Linked DNA regions of Homo sapiens: region 2 is linked to region 1. A link is a loop called in an ENCODE intact Hi-C map of the cell type or tissue named here. Cell type or tissue: breast epithelium. All regions are shown on one strand. Each heading gives the region's core, and the rest is flanking DNA. Links, peaks and the distances in the headings are about the cores only.

Region 1 (11,340 bases), core at 2,017-10,016:
GGGAGGCCGAGGCAGGTGGATCACTTGAGGCCAGGAGTTCAAGACTAGTTTGGCCAACATGGCAAAACACCGTCTCTACTAAAAATACAAAAATTAACTGGGTGTGGTGGTGCACGCCTGTAATCCCAGCCACCTGGGAGGCTGAGGCATGAGAATCGCTTGAACCCGGGAGGCAGAGGTGCAGTGAGCCAAGATTGCGCCACTGCACTCCGGCCTGGGTGACAGAGCAAGGTTCCATCTCAAAAAAAAAAGAAATTGAATTTTAATTCTATAGTAAAAATCCCAATGTACCAGTGTTCTGAAATTTGAGGATGGTATTTTATTCTGTCCTGGGACAGCAGTCCTAATGACTTTCCCTACCCCTGACCAAGCAGGTGTTTCCTGGTAACCTGCTGCAGCCTCCAAGCTGCAGGTGCTGCCCCATTTGTCTCCAAAACAGAGTAGATTTCTGTCCTGGTTCCTTCCCCACAGACTTTGCTCTGTCTTGGAGAGCTCCAGAGTGCTGCAGGAAAGGGCATAGGGGATGAAAGATTAAAAACAAACAAATATACCTCCATGGCTTCTGGTCTGAATGATTAGGCAATGCAGGACAATTTGTCTTTGCATTCTGCAAGTGCAGGCCTCGCTCTATATACAGAAGGCATGCTTGATCACATTTATAGATGGCCAATTATGAAGTAACCACACAAATTATTAAATTTAGTGAGGATATATATAAATTCCTGTCTTCAGAAGCATTTTTCTTCTCTTTTTTAACATACAAATAGTATATTTTCAGAAATGCAGTTCAAATAAAAAATATATGGAGGGCTTAATTAACCCTAAACTCACCACAAATAAGCAGTGTGTCATAGCTACTAAAGACACAAATCTAGACAGCATCAATAGAAGTAACTGTGTCCAGATGATATGAGGCCCACTTTGTTTGCAATCCAAATACATCTTAAAAACCTAGCCATCATTTTCTTTACTTTTGTTTTCTTTCTTTTTTTTTTTTTTCTTGAGACAGAGACTCACTCTGTCACCCAGGCTGGAGGCAGCAGTGCGATCTTAGCTCACTGCAACCTTCCCCTCCCCTGCTCAAGCAATCCTCCCACCTCAGCCTCCCAAGTAGCTGGGACTAAGGTGCATGCCACCATACCCGGCTACTTTTTGTACTTTTTTTTATAGAGATGGGGTTTCACCATGTTGCCCAGGCTGGTCTCGAACTCTTGGCCTCAAGCAGTCCTCCCATGTTGGCCTCCCAAAGTGCTGAGAGTGCAGGCATGAGCCACCAAACCCAGCCCCATCTAATTTTTGTATTTTTTGTAGAGACAGGTTTTTGCCACGTTGCCCAGGCTGGTCTTGAACTCCTGAGCTCAAGGGATCCACCTATCCCGACCTCCCAAAGTGCTGGGATTATAGGCGTGAGCCACTGCACCCGGCCTAGGCAACATTTTCAAGAGGGACATTTGCCAACTAGAAAGCACTGAGAGGAGAATGACCAGGATAGTGAGAAGTCTGGAAACTATCTCATTCAGACAATAACTAAACCTCCTAGAGACAGGTAGTCTGAGAAACTAACAAACATGTGAAGAGCTGTCAGGTAAAGGAGAAAACAACTCTCTAGATCAGTGGGCAGATTGTGGATTCACATGAGAATTTATTCAACAGCTTGCTGGTGAGGTGAACCCGTCCCTGGCAGTTGGTAAATGCCGGAGGATGATCTGTCATGGATGCAATACAGGGATAACTACATTACATAGTGGGTTGGATGAGACAAGAAGCCATTCAACTCTAAGAGTCAATGAATCTGTTTTTAAAAAATTATAAATAGGCAGAGTCTTCTGTTAAGGCAAAATACTTGCCTAAAACTTGCCTAAAACTCCCACTGTTAAAAACTCATTTAAATGGGTAAAAGCATTGTTTGTTCTGAAGTATCTCTTTTAAAATGCATTCTACGGCCAGGCGTGGTAGCTCATACCTATAATCCCAACACTTCGGGAGGCCATGGTGGGAGGACTGCTTGAGCCCAGGAGTTCACAGCTGCAGTGAGCCATGATCTGCACTCCAGCCTGGGCGACAGAGCAAGACTCCGCCTCAAAAAAATAAATAAGTAAATAAATAATAAGATAAAATGCAATATGTTATCTGGGATGGGCAACATATTAGCACAGATAGATTTATCAGGTAACTAGCTGGAAGGAAGTGTGGAATCATGGAAATGGCATTCAACTGGAAATCGGAAGATCTGGGTGTGAATCTCCCACTTATAAACTGTGTGGTCTTTAGCAAGTTACTTACCTCTTTGAGTTTCTTTTGTTTTTTAAATTTTTTGCAGAGACAAGGTCTCCTTATATTGTGCAGGCTGGTCTCAATCTCCTGGCTTCAAACAATCCCTTCTGCCTCAGCCTCTCAAAGTGCGGGGTTTACAGACCTGGTTACTTCTTTGAGTTTCTGTTTCTTTATCTATTAAATGAGAATAGAAATACCTATTCTCAAACACCAAAGGTGTATACATTTTGAACACCAAAGATACATACATTTTGCTGGTACAGGTCTGGCAGGCACAGCATAGCTCTAAAGCCAATAGCTCTGGTGATATATGCCTGTTAAGGTGGCATGTCCCTTTAACAGCTATCCGCTTTCACCACCTGCATTCATTTCATTGCATTTTACTGGCTATCCCAGCCAATGCAATAAGGCAAGGAAATAAACAGGCATAAGGATTGGAAAGGAAAAAATAAAATTGTTGCTATTTGTTGACAATATGATTGTTTACATAGAGAATCCAAGATAATGTATAGACAAGCTATCAGAACGACTGAAAGGATTGCTCAAGGTTGCTGGATTCAGAATCAATATACAAAAAGTCAGATGCATTCCTATACACCTGCAAAACTAATTAGAAAATGTAATCTTAAAGAGACCCTGTTACATATCTGCAAAAACTAAAAGGTATTAGCAATAGATCTAATAAAAGAAGTATTAACCCAAATGAAGAAAATGATAAAACTTTATTGGCGGACATAAAAGAAGCCCTAAATAAATAGAACAATATACCATGTTTGTGAACAGAAATACCCACTATTATAAACACAGTCAATCGTCCCCCAAATTTATCTATAAATTCAACGCAATACCAAAAAAAAAAAAAAAATCCCAACTTGGCTACATTTATATTTATATATAGTATATAAAAAACTTACAAACTAATCTTCAAATATGAACTAGAAAAGAGTCAAGAATGGCTAAGACACTTGGGGGGGGTGGGTTGTTTTTGTTTTTATTTTGAAACAGGTTCTATCTCTGTCACCCAGGCTGGAATGCAGTGGTGTGTTTCTTGGTTTGCAGACAATTGCCATTTTGCTATGTCCTCACGTGGCCTTTCCTTGCTCGTGGAGACAGAACTCTCTCTCTTCCTCTTCTTAAAAGGGCACTAATCCCACCAAGAGAGTCCTACCCTCATGACTTAATCTAAACCTAATTACTCATTACTCCCCAAAGGCCTCACCTTCAAATACCATCACACTGGGGGCTAGGGATTCAGCATATTAATTTTGGGGAAACACAAACATTCCCTCCACAACAGTCTACCAGGTACCTCAGACGATAAGGATGAAGGTGGAGTGAAAAATATAAAGACTGATGGAAATCTTTTCTTTTTTTCTTTTTCTTTTGAGACAGAGTCTCACTCTGTTGCCCAGGCTGAAGGGCAGTGGTACGATGTCAGCTCACTGCAACCTCAGCCTCTCGGGTTCAAGTGATCCTCCCACCTCAGCCTCCTGAGTAGCTGGCACTACAGGCACGTGCCACCACACCTGGCTAATTTTTGTATTTTTAGTAGAGACGGGGTTTTGCCACGTTGCCCAGGCTGGTCTTGAACTCCTGGCCTCAAGTGATCTGCCTGCCTTGACCTCCCAAAGTGCTGGGATTACAGCTGTGAGCCACCACGCCTGGCCTGATGGAAATCTTTGAAAAACAGTTAGGTTCCCAGATTCCCTTCCTTGCTTCATGCAGCCAGACCTTTGAAGAGGGTGAAACAAAGTCTCTGGAAAGCAGAATAACAGAAAAGCTGAGCCCAGGTTACTCTGTCCAATCCATGAATCTCCCTTAAACATTCCTGACAAAGGGTAAGCCAGCCTTATGCTTGAACCCGTGCAGTGACAAAGAACTCCCTCCTTACCAGTAATAATAACAATAACTAACCCTTACTGAGTGCTAACTATGTGCCTGGCCCTTTAAGCCCTTCCCATATATTGACTCTTTGAAAGTTGGCTCATTCCAAATTTGGGCAGCTCTGTCTGTAAAAGGTTCAGACAGGCCTCTAAAGTTTCCCTCCTACCTTCATGGGTCTCTAAACTGAGGAGGAAGGAGGATTTTCATCTTGGGACGGCAGGCCCATAGAGATTATATATGGCAAGAGAAATGTTCATTGTGTTACATGTTTATCATCAAAAGCACAGTCTATACCGGGCTCTAAAGTAATAGCAATAGTCATAGTTATTGTAAAGCATGTACTCACTCTACATGCATTTACCTCTCTTGATTCACATAACAATTGTATTTTTCTACAAACTGATTCTTTGAAAGATTAAGTGTTCTAAGTTTACAGAGCTAGTAACTGGCGTTCTGGCCCAGTCTGTTTGACCCAGAGGCTGAGCTGTTAATCACACCAGTCAACACAAGTTTTCATCTACTATGTTTCTGAGAAATGTGTACTAGAAAAATCTCTGAATTTGGAGAAGATCTGAGCTCTGCTCCCTCCTCTGCTACTTTCCTGTGAGCTTGAGTAAATTGTTTTCTCTTTTCCTTAAGTATAAAACAAGAGAGCTGAACTAGATGATCTCAAAAGCCCAAATTTAACTCTAATCATCTATGTTCCAAGTTAAAGGTGTCTATAATCCTTCTCCATCTGGTAACATTTCTTGGAGCATCCAATTAACATGTGGAGATGATGACGATGATGATGAAGAATAAATGAATGAATGTATGAATGAATGAAGTGAAATCTTTCACATTTTCTTTTGCAAAAGGCTACCCCTGGTCAGATGTTCCTACAGGAGGAAAGAGAGTTCTTGTCTCCCTTTTCGGTTTTGGTTGCTTTTCACCAGTTGGCCTCAAATCTATGGTGTAAATAAAGCCAGCTTCACCCCCAGGCCTTTCTCTCAAGGCCCAGCTGTAGGCTAGAAGCAGAAAGTGAATATGCAGAGTGGCCAATTAGTTCACTGTGTGCCCTCATGACCTCTGACCCCTGCTGGGCCACCCCATCCATTAGCTGTCCTCTTCCCCCTCCACCCTCTTCTCTCAGTTTGAGTCGTTGTCCTGCCATTCTCTTTCAGCAAAGAAACATGCTCAGGCATTCGGGTAGCAGCCTCCACTTTCTGCTCTTTTGTCTCCTCCCTCTGTTGCCCTTGTCGCTAACCTGGTCACCACCCCTTGACCCTACTGTTCTCGCCCCTCCTGGGGCTGGGGAGGGAAAGTATTCCAAGACAGGGTTTGCAGGGAGGAAGAAGGCAAGCCCTTGCTTTTCCTTTTCACTTGGGTTTCATTCCACAAATGAATTTTGATACTACTCCTTATTGCAAGAAATTCCCCGTAATGCTTCCTCGGGGATGATGATTTCTTTCACAAGCAAGTGTTTTGAAAAGTCCATGTGGGCGAAGGCAGCAGTATGTTCCTTTGAGATGTTGGCTATTCCTTTATGAGGTTGGAAAATATATATACAGTATATAAACATATATATTATAAATTATACATATTCTGTTGATTGAGGAAGGAAAAGCTGTTCAAGATTATGGGTATGTGAGTATATAGTTGTGAAATATAAAGCAATCATCAAAAGAGAAAATCAACCAATTGACTTTATTACACTTGAAAAAAACAATTTCAAGTGTTGACAGCATCTGCTAAGTCTTCAGAATCTCAGCTCGGACAGAAAAGGAGCTGGTGGTGAGTTTGTTAGAAAAAGGCAAGTGCTTGAGAGTCAGACCCACTAGATTTAAATCTAAGTCCTGCCACTTGGCCACTAGGTGACTTCTGCTAATAATAGCAGCTTCTATTGTCTGACTGCATGCTAGATACCAAGCACTTTACACATATCATCTCCTTTCATCCTCATAATAAGCAGTGAGTGACAGATGATCAGTCATCATCCTTATTTTATGAATAAAGAAATGAAAGCCAAGAGTAATTAAATTATTGGCTCAGGGCTGTATAAACAGTAAATGGCAGAAAAGGAGGGTGAACAAGGTAACATGGCTCCAAAGTTCTTAAATCCAATGTTATACTTCCTTCAAATTACAAAGTACAGCACTTAAGTTATTTAACCTTTATGAGCTTTGGTTGCCTTGCCTGTAAGATGATCATCTATAAAATACCTACTAGCAATGATTAACAACTGAATGCTTATTATAGTCCAGGCATTTTTCTAAATGCTGAATTCTTTACTTCATTTAATACTTATGAAGTCCCCCAAAATGGGAACTAGTATCCCCATGCCACAGAGGAGGAAACTGGGGGCTTAGAGAGGTTAAGAAACTAACCCAGATCAGAGGAAAAGGAGTCATTATATGAAAAAGATACTTCCACATGCATGTTTTTAGCAGCACAATTTGCAATTGCAAAAATGTGGAACCAACCCAAATGCTCATCAATCAACGAGTGGATAAAGAAACTGCGGTATACATAGATGATGAAATACTACTCAGTCATAAAAAGGAATGAATTAACAGCATTCGCAGCAACCTGGATGGGACTGGAGACTATAATTCTAAGTGAAGTAACTCAGGAATGGAAAACCAGACATCACATATTCTCACTTATAAGTGAGAGCTAAACTATGAGGATGCAAAGGCATAAGAATGACTTTGAGGACTTAGGGGGAAGGGGTGGGAAGCGGTGAGGGATAAAGACTACAAATCAGGTTCAGTGTACACTGCTTTGGTGATGGGTGCACCAAAATCTCACAAATCACCACTAAACAACTTACTTGTGTAACCAAAGACCACATTCTCCAAAAACCTATGGAAATAATTTTGTTTTTAAAAAAAGAAACTAACCCAGATCACACACAACTACTAAGTGGTAGAGGTAGAGCTGGAATTCTAATTTGAGCCCGTGTGGCTGCAGAGCCCATGCTCTTTCCACTTTCCACTCCGTGACAATTGCCTCCAATAGGCCTACTGAGGAAGATGGAGGATATATACAGAGAAGGCTATGGGAACACAGGGATGGAGAAAAATTAATTCCAACTGAGGGTAACAGGGACAGATTTATGAAGAATGTAGAGATTCACTTGATAGACATTCACTTTAATGCCAGAAAGGCTCAGAAATACATCTGTTTAAAAAAGTTAGGCACACCCTAATTGTGTACTAATGTTAATGCCAAAGAAGCTAGGCCTTGCCATAAAAATGCCTCATAAATAGTAAAGCAGGGACTGTATCCTACTCATCTTAGTAGTACTACCCCGCACCCTTACACTTTCCCAGTCTAATGGCAACTAGAATAGTGCCTTGCACATAGTAGGCACTTGACAGATATTTCCAAGATGAATAAGTGAATGATACTTCAGGAAAGACTTGGTTTGGGACCTTGCTAACTTGGGGGATGCTGTAGCCCCCCAAGCTGGAAGACCCTTTTCCCTCTCATCTTTCTCCCTGCAGTTCCTCTGATGAGCCCATAGGCTGAGTGATAGGGGATCCACTGTACCGGAGATGATTTATGGTTCTTTGTTATACAAATCCCTTCACATTCCTCCCCATCCTCTTTTCGCAGCCAATTCATCATGATATTTAAATGAAACTTTGGTTAGTGAACTATGGCTCACCGCCCTGAAGACAATTATTCAAGATGCCATCTCTAAAAAAGTGTTTAAAAAGACCCGCGATCCATCTGGATTGTCTTAGATTTCCCTGCTTTTCCCAAGGACCCAGGGAAAGGCCTTTGCTTTTACCTTAGAGAATCCCAGGTACTCAGCTGGAGCAGTGAAAAGAAAGAAGGCAATGCTCTGTAATTGCTCCATAATTAAAATACTAGAAGCCCCAAGGAAGATATAACCACAGTATTTCAGCCTAGGCTACAGAATAACTTTGCAAAGATGCCTCAGAGATATTTTACTTAATGCTCTGGGAACCCCAGCTTTATTGAGTCAATCTGCTATCAAAATGATGATGGCAAAGTAAAATGAAACTTTCTGATTCTTCATGCCATTAATGCAAGCTGGTGTTACCCTAATCAAATGAAACCCCTTATCATGACTACAGGAGTGAAACAGAAGCAAGCATTTCCTCCATCTGTCATTAAGCTTATTTCAATCATATCACTCATGGGATATGATACATGCTGCCATTATCTTGACTGTGTCAGTACAGTCAATAGAACTGAGACAAATTCTTGGGCTAAAAAAATCACATATGTTAATTCTAATACAATATCGTGCAGAAATGGGTACTTTTATTTATTGATTTTATATAGCATCACTTTATTATGAAAATAATGGCTGTTAGATACTGATTACATGATATTTTCTAATAAAGATGAGTAGCTGGTGCCTTTTAATTTCCTACTCTGTGATGCCAAATAAACTCACTGCTTTTCTCTGTGCCTCATTTTCCCTTTATATATAGTAGAAGAATGTTTTGCTTCCCATACTTCTAAAAGACAGAAAACTCAAAATGCAACAGAACACAGTGAGGCATTTTATAAAATAATGTGTATTTTTAAAAGCTGGGCAGCTGGTCATGGTGGCACAGACCTATAATCCCAGCTACTAGAGAGGTTGAGGCAGGAGGATTACTTGACACCAGGAGTTTTGGTCCAGCCTGGGAAACAGCAAAACCACGGGTCTAAAAACATTTTTGTTAATAAAGAAATAAAACCTATTTTCTAAAAAGTTGGGCATCTATCTCAGTTTCAGTAATTTTTTTAAAGTAGGGCACACATCTCAATTTCAGTGAACCACATCATAATTTAAATGCATCAAAGCTGCTGGGCGTGGTGGCTCATGCCTGTAATCTCAGCATTCTGGGAGGCTGAAGCAGGAGGACTGCTTGAGGTCAGGAATTCGAGACCAGCCTGGGCAACACAGTCAGACCCCGTCTCTATTTTAAAATTAAAAAAAAAAAATTTAAGTATCAAAGAAACTCACATAATATTCTTTTGTAAAAATAATCAAGCCCCTTGTATACTAGTTTAGAACATTCAAAATTTCAAGTAATAAATTTGCTTAAAAGAGAGGTTCAACTAGGCCAGGCATGGTGGCTCATGCCTGTAATCCCAGCACTTTGGAGGCCGAGGCAGGCGGATTGCCTGAGCTCAGGAGTTCGTGACCAGCCTGGGCAACATTGTGAAACCCCATCTCTACGAAAATACAAAAAATTAGCTGGGCATGGTGGTGTGCGCCTGTAGTCTCAGCTACTTGGGAGGCTGAGGCAGGAGAATTGCTCGAACCCAGGAGGCGGAGGATGCAGTGAACCAAGACTGCGCCACTGCACTGCAGCCTGGGAGACTCAGCAAGACTCTGTCTCAAAAAAAAAAAAAAAAAAAGAGAGAGGTTCAACTAAACTTACGAAGTTCCTTGAGTTCACCCTATGTACTTGGTGGTATAAAATATTTTTATTACATATATTATCAGCTGAAACATTTATTATGTACTGTCCTTGCTTCCCACTCCTTGAATGCAAGCAGTTACCTTTGACCTATATGATGTTAACAATTTATTATTCATTCCAAATGAGCCTGTTTCTGTTTAATTGTCTATAAAAGTCTATCCCAAAGCAATTAGATAAAACAAAAAAGACATGAATTTAAATGAAGAGCAAGATTTTTAAGATATTAATTTTTTATACAATTTATTAATATTCACACTAATTATTAAGTAATATTAAAAATCACAATCTGATTTATATTTTTCCCAAAGAATTTTTTTTTTTTTGAGGCAAAGTCTTGCTCTGTCATGCAGGCTGGAGTGCAGTGGCACAATCATAGCTCACGGTAGCCTCAAACTCCTGGGCTCAAGCGATCCTCCTACCTCAACCTCCTAAGTAGCTAGGAATATGGGCACATACCACTATCCCCAGCTAATTTTTTAATTTTCTGTAGAGACAAGGTCTTGATATGTTGCCCAGGCTGGTCTTGAACTCCTGGGCTCAAGCAATCCTCCTGCCTCGGCCTCCCAAAGTGCTAGGATTACAGGCGTGAACCACCACATATGACCTTCCCAAGAATTTTGTCCCCAAAACTGAAAAAACAATGCTGTGGTAGAACCACAGTTCCCAAACTGTGTCCCAAGGAACTCCAGCTTGGAACAGCAGCAAGTCCATAGAGCAACACAGAATATTTCAAATGTTCAAGGACAACACAGTGATACTCAATGTCTGTTGAAAATCACATGAACTACTAGTATGAGATAGCCATGGTTTCAACATTCAAATAGTACCCTTTTGGTAATGTCAGATCATTGCAAAGCTGAGTTTTCTGTGGTTGCTGGGATGAAAAACAAGTACTATGTGAATATCAACGTGAATCAGGAAATGAGTGTGGCAGTGTCCAATCTGAGCCCAAGGTTTGAGAAGATGTGCAGCATCCAATAAGCTTGTACTGCAACCTTATGTTATAGAGCCTTTTATTTATTTATATTTATTTATTTATTTATTTTGAGAGAGGGAGTCTCACTCACTCTGTCACCCAGGCTGGAGTGCAGTGGCACGATCTTGGCTCACTGCTACCTCTGCTTCCTGGGTTCAAGCAATGCTCCTGCCTCAGCCTCCCGAGTAGCTGAGATTACAGGCACCCGTCACCACGCCCAGCTAATTTTTGTACTTTTAGTAGAGATGGGGTTTCACCATGTTGGGCAGGCTTGTCTCAAACTCCTGACCTCAGGTGATCTGCCCGCCTCAACCTCCCAAAGTGCTAACAGGCGTGAGCCACCATACCTGGCCTACATTATAGATACGATTATTAGACTCATTTTATAGTTGAAAAAACCAAGGTTCCCAAACTTTATTGATTACTGTGCTTTTAGTGTCTGGGTAATTTTTGTTTTTTTTGCAACTCTCATTAGCAAGTAAGTGTAATTATTTTTAAATGAAATACAATTTTTTTCTTTAAATTTATATGTATGGCCTGGGGCGGTGGATCGCGCCTTTAATCTCAGCTTTTTGGGAGGCCGAGGCAGGAGCATCACTAGAGACCAGGAGTTTGAGATCAGCCTGGCCAACACAGCAAAACCCCGTCTCTACTAAAAATTCAAAAATTACCTGGGTATGTTGGCGCACGCCTGTAATCCTAGCTACTTGGGAGGCTGATGCATGAGAACTGATTGAACCTGGGAGGCAGAGGTTGCACTGAGCCGCAATC
Region 2 (10,172 bases), core at 582-8,581, 180 kb after region 1:
TCTTAAAACAACTGTGAGACCTTCTCCTTTCCACATTTCCTAAGATGCTGATTCTGTTCAACACAACTCTGGACCAAGGCAGGATTATTATAAGCTACCTGGAAGCTTTTTGCCACCCACAGCCTCAGGGGAGACCAGACCAAGATGAAAAAAGTGTTGCTTGGTTAAGAAGAGGGGGTTAATTCAACCAAATGATTAGTTTGGTGCCACAAAAATCCATTCTGGTGCTCTAACGTAGAAAATAGGTGCATCAGACTCAATTATCCAGACCAAGTCTGGGCTGGCAAAAGTTAACTACAGGGTTTTCCAAGACAAGGGTAAGTACAGTGACCTTCAGGGCTACATCTATGAAATAAATTTTTTGTAGTTTTCAGGGGTTGGAACCTTTTAGTGGTTAACTTCCTGTGCTATCTCCATTTCCTTATTCCTACTGTCAACAGGGAAGGGGGCCTAGGACACAATGCATAACAAGCTACTCAAGTGACAAAGGAATTGTGATGGCAGATGCACGACATTCACCTTTCCCTTAAATAATGTCTCTGATTTGTAGCTTAGTCAATCAAATCAAAGGGCAGTTTGATTGCAGTACACCTTAACTGCTGGAAGCCAAGGCAACAAACAACAGAAAAAGAACTCCCTGCCATTAGACAAAGAAACTGGTTTTCCATACCTCTCAGCAACTGTTCATTTTTCCCTCCTCAAACACAGCACACTAACACGTCAGTTCTGATGCACACTTCAAGGACTGGCTACTTAGGTTCCAAATTCCCAAGTTAAAAGCTCCTCACTTTTTTTTTTTTTTGACAGTCTTGTTCTGTTGCCCAGGCTGGAGTGCAGTGGCGCAATCTCGGGTCACTGCAACCTCCACCTCCTGGGTTCCAGTGATTCTACTGTCTCAGCCTCCCTGAGGCTGGGATTATAGGCGTGAACCAGCACGCCTGGGTAATTTTTATATGTTTAGTAGAGACGGGGATTCGCTATGTTGGCCAGGCTGGTCTTGAGCTTCTGATTTCAAGTGATCCGCCCACCTCATCCTTCCAAAATGCTGGGATTACAGGCATGAGCCACTGGCCTAAAAACTCTTCACTATTGTTCTCACTCCCAAATCAAGTGCCTATGTCAGCAGGACTATTACTATTCAGGCTGCTGTGACCCTGCTCTTGCTCTGTTTCACTTACATTTGGCTCAAAAGGACTAGGTATCGTCTTTTTTTTTTTTTTTGGTAGAGACAGGGTCTTGCCCTGTCACTCAGGCTACATTACAATGGCACAAATCATGGCTTACTGCAGCCTTGACTACCCAGGCCCAAGCAATCCTCCTGCCTTAGCCTTCCAAGTAGCTAGGAGAAAAAGCGTGAGCCACCACACCCAGCATTCTTTTTTTTTTAATGTAGAGATGGGGGTCTTGCTGTGTTGTCCAGCCTGGTCTCAAACTCCTGGCTTCAAGTGACTCTCCCACTTCAGCCACAAAAAGTGCTAGGATTACAGGCATGAGCCACTGCACCCAGCCAGTGTCTGATTAAAAAGAATTCTTTTAGCTTGGCCAACTCTTCTATGCAAGGCCACAGACATGGCAGTGTCCTCGTGTTCCAAAGATGGTCCCTTCTGGCAGATGTGGGAAAGGTTAGCTGCATTTGGCTAAGCACGTTGGAAAGGAAAGCAAAGCTTCCAGATCAGCAGCACCTCTTGAATCAAACTTTTATTTCAATATAATTTTTAGAAATTCAAACAAAAAGCTAGGTGCATATAAGATACAGAAAACCCTTTTGTGTTGTCAAGAATAATGCAATGTACATTTAGAAGGTGTCCACAAAGATATCCTTAAAAATGAATGGGCGAAGTTCCCCAGAATGCTGTTGAGAATACAGTACCACTGTTTGCTTAAAGATGGGTGAAAAAGTGTTTTTTGGAGGGATTCTAGGCATAAAGCTTTGCAAAGCTGGGTTTACCAAAGAAATAATAAAACTCATACATATTTATGAGTGAGTTTTCCCAAACTGCTGTGTAATGTGGCCTCTGATTCTTCAATGCAGATTTTTTCTCTTGTTACATACCTACATATTTCCTAAAGCTAGAATGTCCTACAAACTGGGATTTTGTTGTTATTGATGAATGCCATTGGTTTTCTCCCTTTTCCAGCTAACCCCCAGTCATTTCAATGACTGGTTGCTTAACTGAGTTCAGATTTTTAAAAGCGGGGGAAGTGAAGACGGTTAACAATAAAAGGAAAGAAACTGGGACCCAGGAAAAGATAAACTGAATATTTAGTATTAATTGGTATCGCAAGAGACAGAGTCTTGGTCTTTGAGCACAGAGAAGAGTCATTACATGGAAAGAGATTTGTTCTTTATTTCCCACCACTTAGAGAGAAAAATATGCATAAAACTCCAGCAGAAACTTTTAACGTTAAATTGCAATAAAAATTTCAGTAAACAGGTTTTATTCATGTCATTAAGTTTCAGGGTAAACTCTCTCTTCTGAGACAATCTGGAGAGACCTCTATCAGTGTAGTTGGTTTATGGCCAACCCTGTCTAGAAGCAAAGAGGAAGGATGCAATGCTACGTATCTTTGCAAAGTTCGGTATACCAAAGAAATAATAATCCTACTTTCAAAAATCCAGTCATTTAAAACTTCAGTCTTATTTTTCTATTACTATTTTCAACCATGCCATTTTCCTCATGAAATCTGATTTGCCATCAGCTTTTCAGAGTTCAACTGTTTCCAAGGTTTCTGTCAGACTGTCCTACCATCCTCCCACTCCTAACTACCCAGCTGCCCCTTGTGTTCTAGCCAAATAAATCTCTTGGCACCATTGTCCTTACACCCACTGCTGCCTCCACATCATTCTCCACCCCCTGTGTGTGGAATTGTCTCCCACTTCCATCTGCCATTTTTCTCTCTCTTCTCTATCATATAATTGCCCCAAAAGCCCACCTCTCCCAGGAAGCCTTCCTTAATCAAGGTTAAGGACTCTTCAGACTACAACAGACGTCACCTAACACTGATGGCTAATGCATCCCAACTTTTCAGAACAGGAGTTTCCTTTCAGGGATAAGAGGCAATCACTTCACAACCAACTAGGGGTGATGGTAGTGGTAAAATGTTTTCTACGAGATATGATTTTACAAGGAAAACAGGTCATTTCCACGTCATTCTTTTTAAAAAATCGAAGTCCTCTATTTGAATTCCCTCAGGTCCTTAGAGTGTCTTTTTCATTTCTTATCCCTTAGATGAATCCCTTCCCAGCTGCATGCATATTTACAACAGTCAAAAGTTTGAGCAGATGCTTCCAACAAAGCACACAGTATTTTAATTAGATATTTGAATGTAGAAGGAATTAAACAGTCAACTATTCGATGTGATTTGTGTCGATTCTGACGAAGTTATTTCTATATACAACTTTGTTTCTAACAGAAACAAGATAACCATAAGTTTGGCTTCTTATTCTGCAGAAACGTTTGAGGACCAAGTTTTACATGTGGTGGGGCTACTTACCCTCATATCTAGTGAGTCCCATATATAAAGCTGCTTTACTTCTGTTTTAAAAGCAGCTTTTATTGCAGGCTAGCCTTTCACCATTGAGAAATAGGGTTCAAGTCACAATCCAAGCAAAGCTGAGGTTTGTTGCATCATCTCCATCCTCAGGGGCTTGGTATCCTGGGAAACCCAGGGCAAAAACAGGGTGAGTTCAGGACACATGTGACAGCAGACAGTGCAGCGTGATGGGGCAGGCATCCAACACCTTAAGTGTGTTTCAGTTACCAGAATATTTGACACACCCACAAATTAAATAGCAAAACATTTTAATTAATTCTAAAAATAACAGAGACATGTTATATCCGGTGCCACCTCCTCAAAAGACTACTGCAGATTAGACAGGCAGACTGCAAAGTACAAAGCCAGACATTAAAGGTTTTTTTTTGTTTTTTTTTTTTTGAGACAGAGTCTCACTTTGTTGCCCAGGCTGGAGCACAGTGGCGTGATCTCAGCTCGCTGCAACCTCTGCCTCCTGTGTTCAAGCAATTCTCCTGCCTCAGCCTCCTGAGTAGCTGGGATTACAGGCGTGTGCCACCACACTCAGCTAATTTTTGTATTTTTAGTAGAGACTGTTTCACCATGTTGGTCAGGCTGGTCTTGAACTCCTGACTTCGTGATCCGCCCACCTTAGCCTCCCAAAGTGCTGGGATTACAGGTGAGCCACCTTGCCCGGCCGAAGTTAAAGATGCAGTTTGGGATAAGACCATCATAAGGATATTTTCTTCCCCTTTACTCATAAAAGTTGTCAGCTTAGGCCGGGCGCGATGGCTCACGCCTGTAATCCTAGTACTTTGGGAGGCTGAGGCGGGCAGATCACCTGAGGTCAGGAGTTTGTGACCAGCCTGGCCAACATGACAAAACCCTGTCTCTACTAAAAATACAAAATTAGCCAGGTGTGGTGGTGGACACCTGTAGTCCCAGCTATTCGGGAGGCTGAGGCAGGAGAATCACTTGAACCTGGGAGGCAGAGGTTGTAGTGAGCTGAGATCTTGCCATCACACTCCAGCCTGGAGGACAAGAGCAAACTCTGTCTCAAAAAAAAAAAAAAAAAGTTGTCAGCTTAAAAAATCCTTCAACGAGAGCTTTCTTATGCTCTAAAACCTTTCTCTTTATTTTAAATCTGTCTGCAGTGTTTGAAGGCAAGACAGATAATCAGCAAACTTACCTCGCAATATAAGGATCTGAGCTGGACTCCTGGGATTACAGACTGTGGTTTAGTTCCATTTCTACCAGCACTGTGATGTGAGGTACTATGGTTCTTTTAGTTACAAGAGGTGTTAGGAATGAATGCCCACTCACATTTAATAATAGCTTATGTAGCACACAACTCTGCAGCATAATACCAACAACAGGAGTGTTTTAAAGCAGGATGGAGAAGAAAGTAGACAATACAACTTAAGGTTTCCTTTGTCCTTTCCCCTGTTTTCACCATGAGAATTCAGCTGAAAAACAACTCTCCAGAATGCCCACCCATATTGTCCTTTGACCCACCACATTCCAAACTTCTGACTTCTGATCCCAAGCTCTTGGAGCCTTAGCCTTTAGTGATGTATCCTTCTCTGATGAGGAAATCATAGATTTTCCGGGTTTTGTTCACATCTATCTTGATGAGTGCTCTTGCCTGCGCCAGTCTTAAGCCTCCTTGCTTGTTACATTCGTTCAATAGAGCAGATTTGTATTCTAAATAGGCTCCAGGGACCAACCTCACCATCTGACAGAGCTGCAAGACACGGCAAATTTAATAAACATTAACATCTGTCATTTTTGTAATTTAATCCAGCAGGTATAGCAAAAAATTTTTTAAAGTGACATCAACCTCCAACTATTTATAGGAGCTGATGGGTGGCTGGACTACATTCCATTTAGTCTCTTCCTCTCTGGAGAGAACACTCCCTAAGGACACACACCCAGGAAGAGAAAGCCAGGGTGTGATACTAGAAGAGCCTTTAGCACATGCCAGCTGGCTCAGGGGCCTGGGTTTGTTAGGGATTTACAACTATGTGCTCCTGAGGAGCAGCCTGGCTCTTTCAGGAGTCAAACACTAAATGCCCAGGTACAGTCCCAGCACCAATGGTCAGGGAAGAGCCATGGGGCACAGTGGGGGCAGAATGCACAGACACTTGGATTCTCAAGGCTGCATCACATTGTTTTTAGTGTCAGCATAAAGCAGTAGTCCCTGCTTTGGGGATTACATTTCCTACTTCAAAGGGAAAGGAGATAAAGAGACCTTGCTAAGAGGAGGTAACTTTAACTGCTAAAAATCTAGAAAATTGCCACATTATCCAGCAATGAGGAGTCTGAGGTCACCATTATGTGGGTAAGGATAAAAAAAGCTTGAAATTCCAGGCCATTCAATATTTGAATCAGGCTGACCTATGACCTCCTTCAGCAATACATAGATACTACATACATTTCCTTCCACTCCCAAACTAATCCTTACTGTTCCTGGTGGATAAAATAAGACTAACACTATCCCCTACACTATGACCCTTCCTTATTATCTGAACTGAACTAATGATATATGGTGGGAGATGGGGAACTGACCTTGGGAATTATAAAAGGAGCATATGAGGAGCAAAAGAGGAACTCCTCCAAAAGAGGAACAGACTTCAGAGATGTGACAAAGTTTTCTGAAAACTCCTGATGATGACTCTTATGAGGCTGGCTTTAAATTTTAGAAACAGATAAAATCAATATGAAGACATGTCTGATGATTGCAACTGGAAAAAGTAGGTCACATAATTTTTTAATCAGGCCGGTGCAGTGGCTCACATCTCTAATCCCAGCACTTTTGGAGCTGGTGTGAGTGGATCACCTGAAGTCAGGAGTTCGAGACCAGCCTGGCTAACAAGGTGAAACCCCGTCTCTACTAAAAATACAAAAATTAGCCGGGTGTGGTGGTATGCGCCTGTAGTCCCAGCTACTCAGGGGCAGGAGAATCGTTTGAACCCGGGAGGCAGAGGTTGCAGTGAGCCGAGATCACACCACTGCACTCCAGCCTGGGTAACAGAGCGAGACTTTCAAATAAAAAATAAAAAATAGGCCGGGTGAGGTGGCTCACGCCTGTAATCCCAACACTTTGGGAGGCCAAGGTGGATGGATCATGAGGTCAGGAGTTCAAGATCAGCCTGGCCAACATGGTGAAACCCCATCTCTACTAAAAACTACAAAAATTAGCCAGGCATGGTGGCAAGCGCCTATAGTCCAGTCCCAGCTACTCGGGGAGCTGAGGCAGAAGAATCGCTTGAACCTGGGAGGTGGAGGCTGCAGTGAGCTGTGATCGCATCACTGCACTCCAGCCTGGGTGACAGGGCAAGTCTCCGTCTCAAAAAATAAATAAATAAAAAAAAATAAAAATAAAAAATAATTTTTAAAATCAAAATTAACATGACTATATATGATGTAGAAATCTTTTCCTTAGGTTTATAAACATGCTCTGGAGACAATTTACAAAAATGTTTTAAATAATGATTATGTTGTTGGAATAAGTATAGAACTTTTCAAGGCAGCCATTCTAATAGGAAATATCTATTTTCATGTAGAAGTTACTTTAGGTTTACAAAAAATTAATTTTATTTACATAAAGCACTCAGTAGAGTAGCACATGGTAAGTGCTCAATAGATGATAGTTGCTATTATTATGTCATCTACATACCACATGTGCTTTCCCCAAAAGAGGAATGGTGGTAGGGTGACAAGGTAAGCAATTCTCTGAAATCTGCCACAAACGGCTCTTTAGCTCTTGGACTTCTAGGATTCACCAGAGCTGTGCATATATGTTAGATGAATGAAACAAAAGGGGTTTGACCCTGTAATGGATTTTTAATGACAACTCAATGAATAATCAGCCCCTATTCTCTTTCTCCCAGCCCCCTCCCTTTTGTTACCTCCTTTTCTTTTTCATTCAGCTTCTCTGTGCCAGGGAGGCCAGTGAGGTTCAAGGGTGGTGCACTCCGTCTACCTATAGACAGAGAAAGGAAACAGCATAGATTTAATAGGAGTGACAATTTCTCAGGTGTAAAGTATTAAAAAGTTCAGTGCAGCCAGGCCAGTTAGGTATAGGATCACTATATCCAGCTTAGGAAATCCTGTCCCATTCCCTCAGGCCTGTTTAGCTAACAACATGGGCACCCGAACATTCACTTGAAAATGAATTACATATTCAGGGCACATGAATTACCCATAATCTGCTAAAATACACATACAGTCACACATACCTTAGCATCAAATGTAACTACTCACCACAGTAGTTATCTCTTATTTATTATTATTATTTTTGAGACAGGGTCTCACTCTGTTGCTCAGGCTGGAGTGCAGTGTTGCGATCATAGCTCACTATAGCCTCAATCTCCCTGGCTCAAGTGATCCTCCTGCCTCAGCCTCCCAACTACCTGGGAAGACAGGCATATGCCACCATGCCCGACTATCACCTATTTCTTCCTAACCATGTAGGAGACTCTAAAATCTGATGCCCAGATGTCATCCAGTTAAGAAACATCACACAATGCCTGCTTTGACAGCTGACGAATGGAAATAATAACTGCAGAACAGACATTCCCTAATCCTTGCCACTCGGCCAGCAGTACAAGGCAAACATGGTAATTAACCAAGTACTGTGTGCCTTCAGATCAAAGAAAGACTGTTAGGCCAGCAAAAGGCCCTTCTTTTTTATTATGTGAGGGAATATCTGTTCCTTCCAAAGTAGCCCTGTTTACCTGCAAGATCCACAAACAGGAACAATGAGCCATTATATGGCAAAGCAGGGGCTGAGGTCAACTCACACACCTGAGAAAGAAACCCAAGTAGGAGGTCACTGGCCAGGAGGGGAAGCTTGATGAGCAAAACTTTTTTGGTTTTGTTTTGAATGTGTATTAGGGATTGGTATTCAGCTGGGAATGGATAGACTGAGTTAAGCAAAGAAAATGTCGAAGTTTTATAGAGGTTGCTTTTCAAGTGGGGCAGAGAAAGGGGAGGGACTGTTACAAGCTCCACTGGTGGAAAACAGGCTTCTCTGTTACATCAACAAAAGGCATAAGGGATTATTCCAAATCCTCAAAAAGGGAGATAAAACCATTTGGTTCCTCACAAAAGTCACCAGAGGCTAGGCTACAATCAAAGATGCCAGGCTTCCAATACATAGTTGCCTTAAGAACTCAGAACATAAAGGAGAGCAAGAGATCTCCTCAGCCTAAATATAAGGGGTGAGAAAGGCTAACACAGGCTAGGAACAAACAATGAACAAGAGGCCGGGTGCAGAGGCTCACACCTGTAATCTGAGCACTTTGGGAGGCTGAAGCAGGAGGATCACTTGAGCCCAGGAGTTCAAGACCAACCTGGGTGATATAGTAAGACCTTGTTTCTACCAAAAAAAAAAAAAAAAAAAAAAAAATTTCTCCAGGTTTGGTGGCATTCACCTGTAGTCCCAGCCACTCAGGAGCTGAACTGGGAGGATCACTTAGGCCTGGGAGTTTGAGGCTACAGTGAGCCATGATCACATACTGCACTCCAGCCTGGATAGTAGAGGGAGACCCTGTCTCACAAAAAAAGAAAAAAGAAACAATGAACAAGTCAGTGCAGATAGTACAGAGAACAAAAATATATGATCATGTTAGCCAGTTCCTTCATTTAATTTAATTAATTAATTTATTTATTTTTTGAGATGGTCTTAACTCTGTCACCCAGGCTGGAGTGCAATGGTGCGATCTTGGCTCACTGAAACCTCTGCCTCCCGGATTCAAGCGATTCTCCTGCCTCAGCCTCTGGAGTAGCTGGGATTACAGATGTGTACCACCACACCCAGCTAATTTTTATATTTTTTTTTCAGGAGAGATGGGTTTTCATCACGTTGGTCAGGCTGGTCTCAAACTCCCAACCTCAGGTGATCTGCCCGCCTCAGCCTCTCAAAGTGCTGGGATTACAGGCATGAGCCACTGCACCTGACCCAGTTCCTTCATTTTAATTAGCCAGTATTAACTTAGTTGTATTTAGATTTTGGGGGTAGAGTGTTGGCAGTAAGAAACTTACAAAATAAAACTTTGATTTCACTGTCTTAGCCACTCCCCTAAAACAATACCTTTTTCTTCTTTCCATATTAAGAAAAAATCACTTGAAATAAAGGAATAAATGGGGGAAAAAAAAAAGTCCCTTCAGTGACCAGGCGCAGTGGCTCATGCCTGTAATCCCAGCACTTTGGGAGGCCGAGGCAGGCAGATCACCTGAGGTCAGCAGTTCGAGACCAGCCTGGCCAGCATGGCGAAACCCCATCTCTACTGAAAGTACAAAAATCAGCTGGGCATAGTGGCAGGCGCCTCTAATCCCAGCTACTTGGGAGGCTGAGGCAGGAGAATCGCTTGAATCCGGAAGGCAGAGGTTGCAGTGAGCCAAGATCGCGTCACTGCACTCCAGCCTGGGTGACAGAGCGAGACTCCATCTCAAAAAAAAAAAAGTCCCTAACGCGGACAAATCTGAGACCCAGATTCTGAATCTACTGAGACATACCTCCCCCAATTCCCAGTCATCGATTACCAATCACCAAGGATCATCAGATAGCGTATGGCTTAATCTTGCTCTGTATACTAATTTCAAAATAGGACATACTCAAAGAGGTAAAACGAAGAAATAGAAATACTTTAGGT

What was found. Hi-C counts contacts between places; a loop is a spot of excess contacts. Peaks named below come from ENCODE experiments on the same cell type or tissue, not always from the same donor. Only the 100,000 strongest peaks of a DNase experiment are listed, where the experiment ranks them.
Region 2: a loop joins it to region 1, with 14 times the contacts of the local background. A loop is called at or near these places in 1 of 110 quality-filtered maps.

What each region holds. Positions count from the first base shown.
Region 1 is chr17:37,656,484-37,667,823 of GRCh38, reverse strand. No RefSeq gene overlaps it. Among named protein-coding and RNA genes, the nearest start is that of DDX52, 19 kb to the right of the region's middle. In breast epithelium, for the core only: no CTCF peak of the experiment used is centred there; no DNase peak of the experiment used is centred there.
Region 2 is chr17:37,471,882-37,482,053 of GRCh38, reverse strand. TADA2A (transcriptional adaptor 2A) reads right to left here. Exons shown (of 16, transcript NM_001166105.3): 15 at 7,425-7,498; 16 at 2,329-5,257. The coding sequence ends at 5,072. Among named protein-coding and RNA genes, the nearest start is that of DUSP14, 13 kb to the left of the region's middle. In breast epithelium, for the core only: no CTCF peak of the experiment used is centred there; DNase peaks (open chromatin) are centred at 3,693 and 5,493; H3K27ac peaks cover 4,488 bases.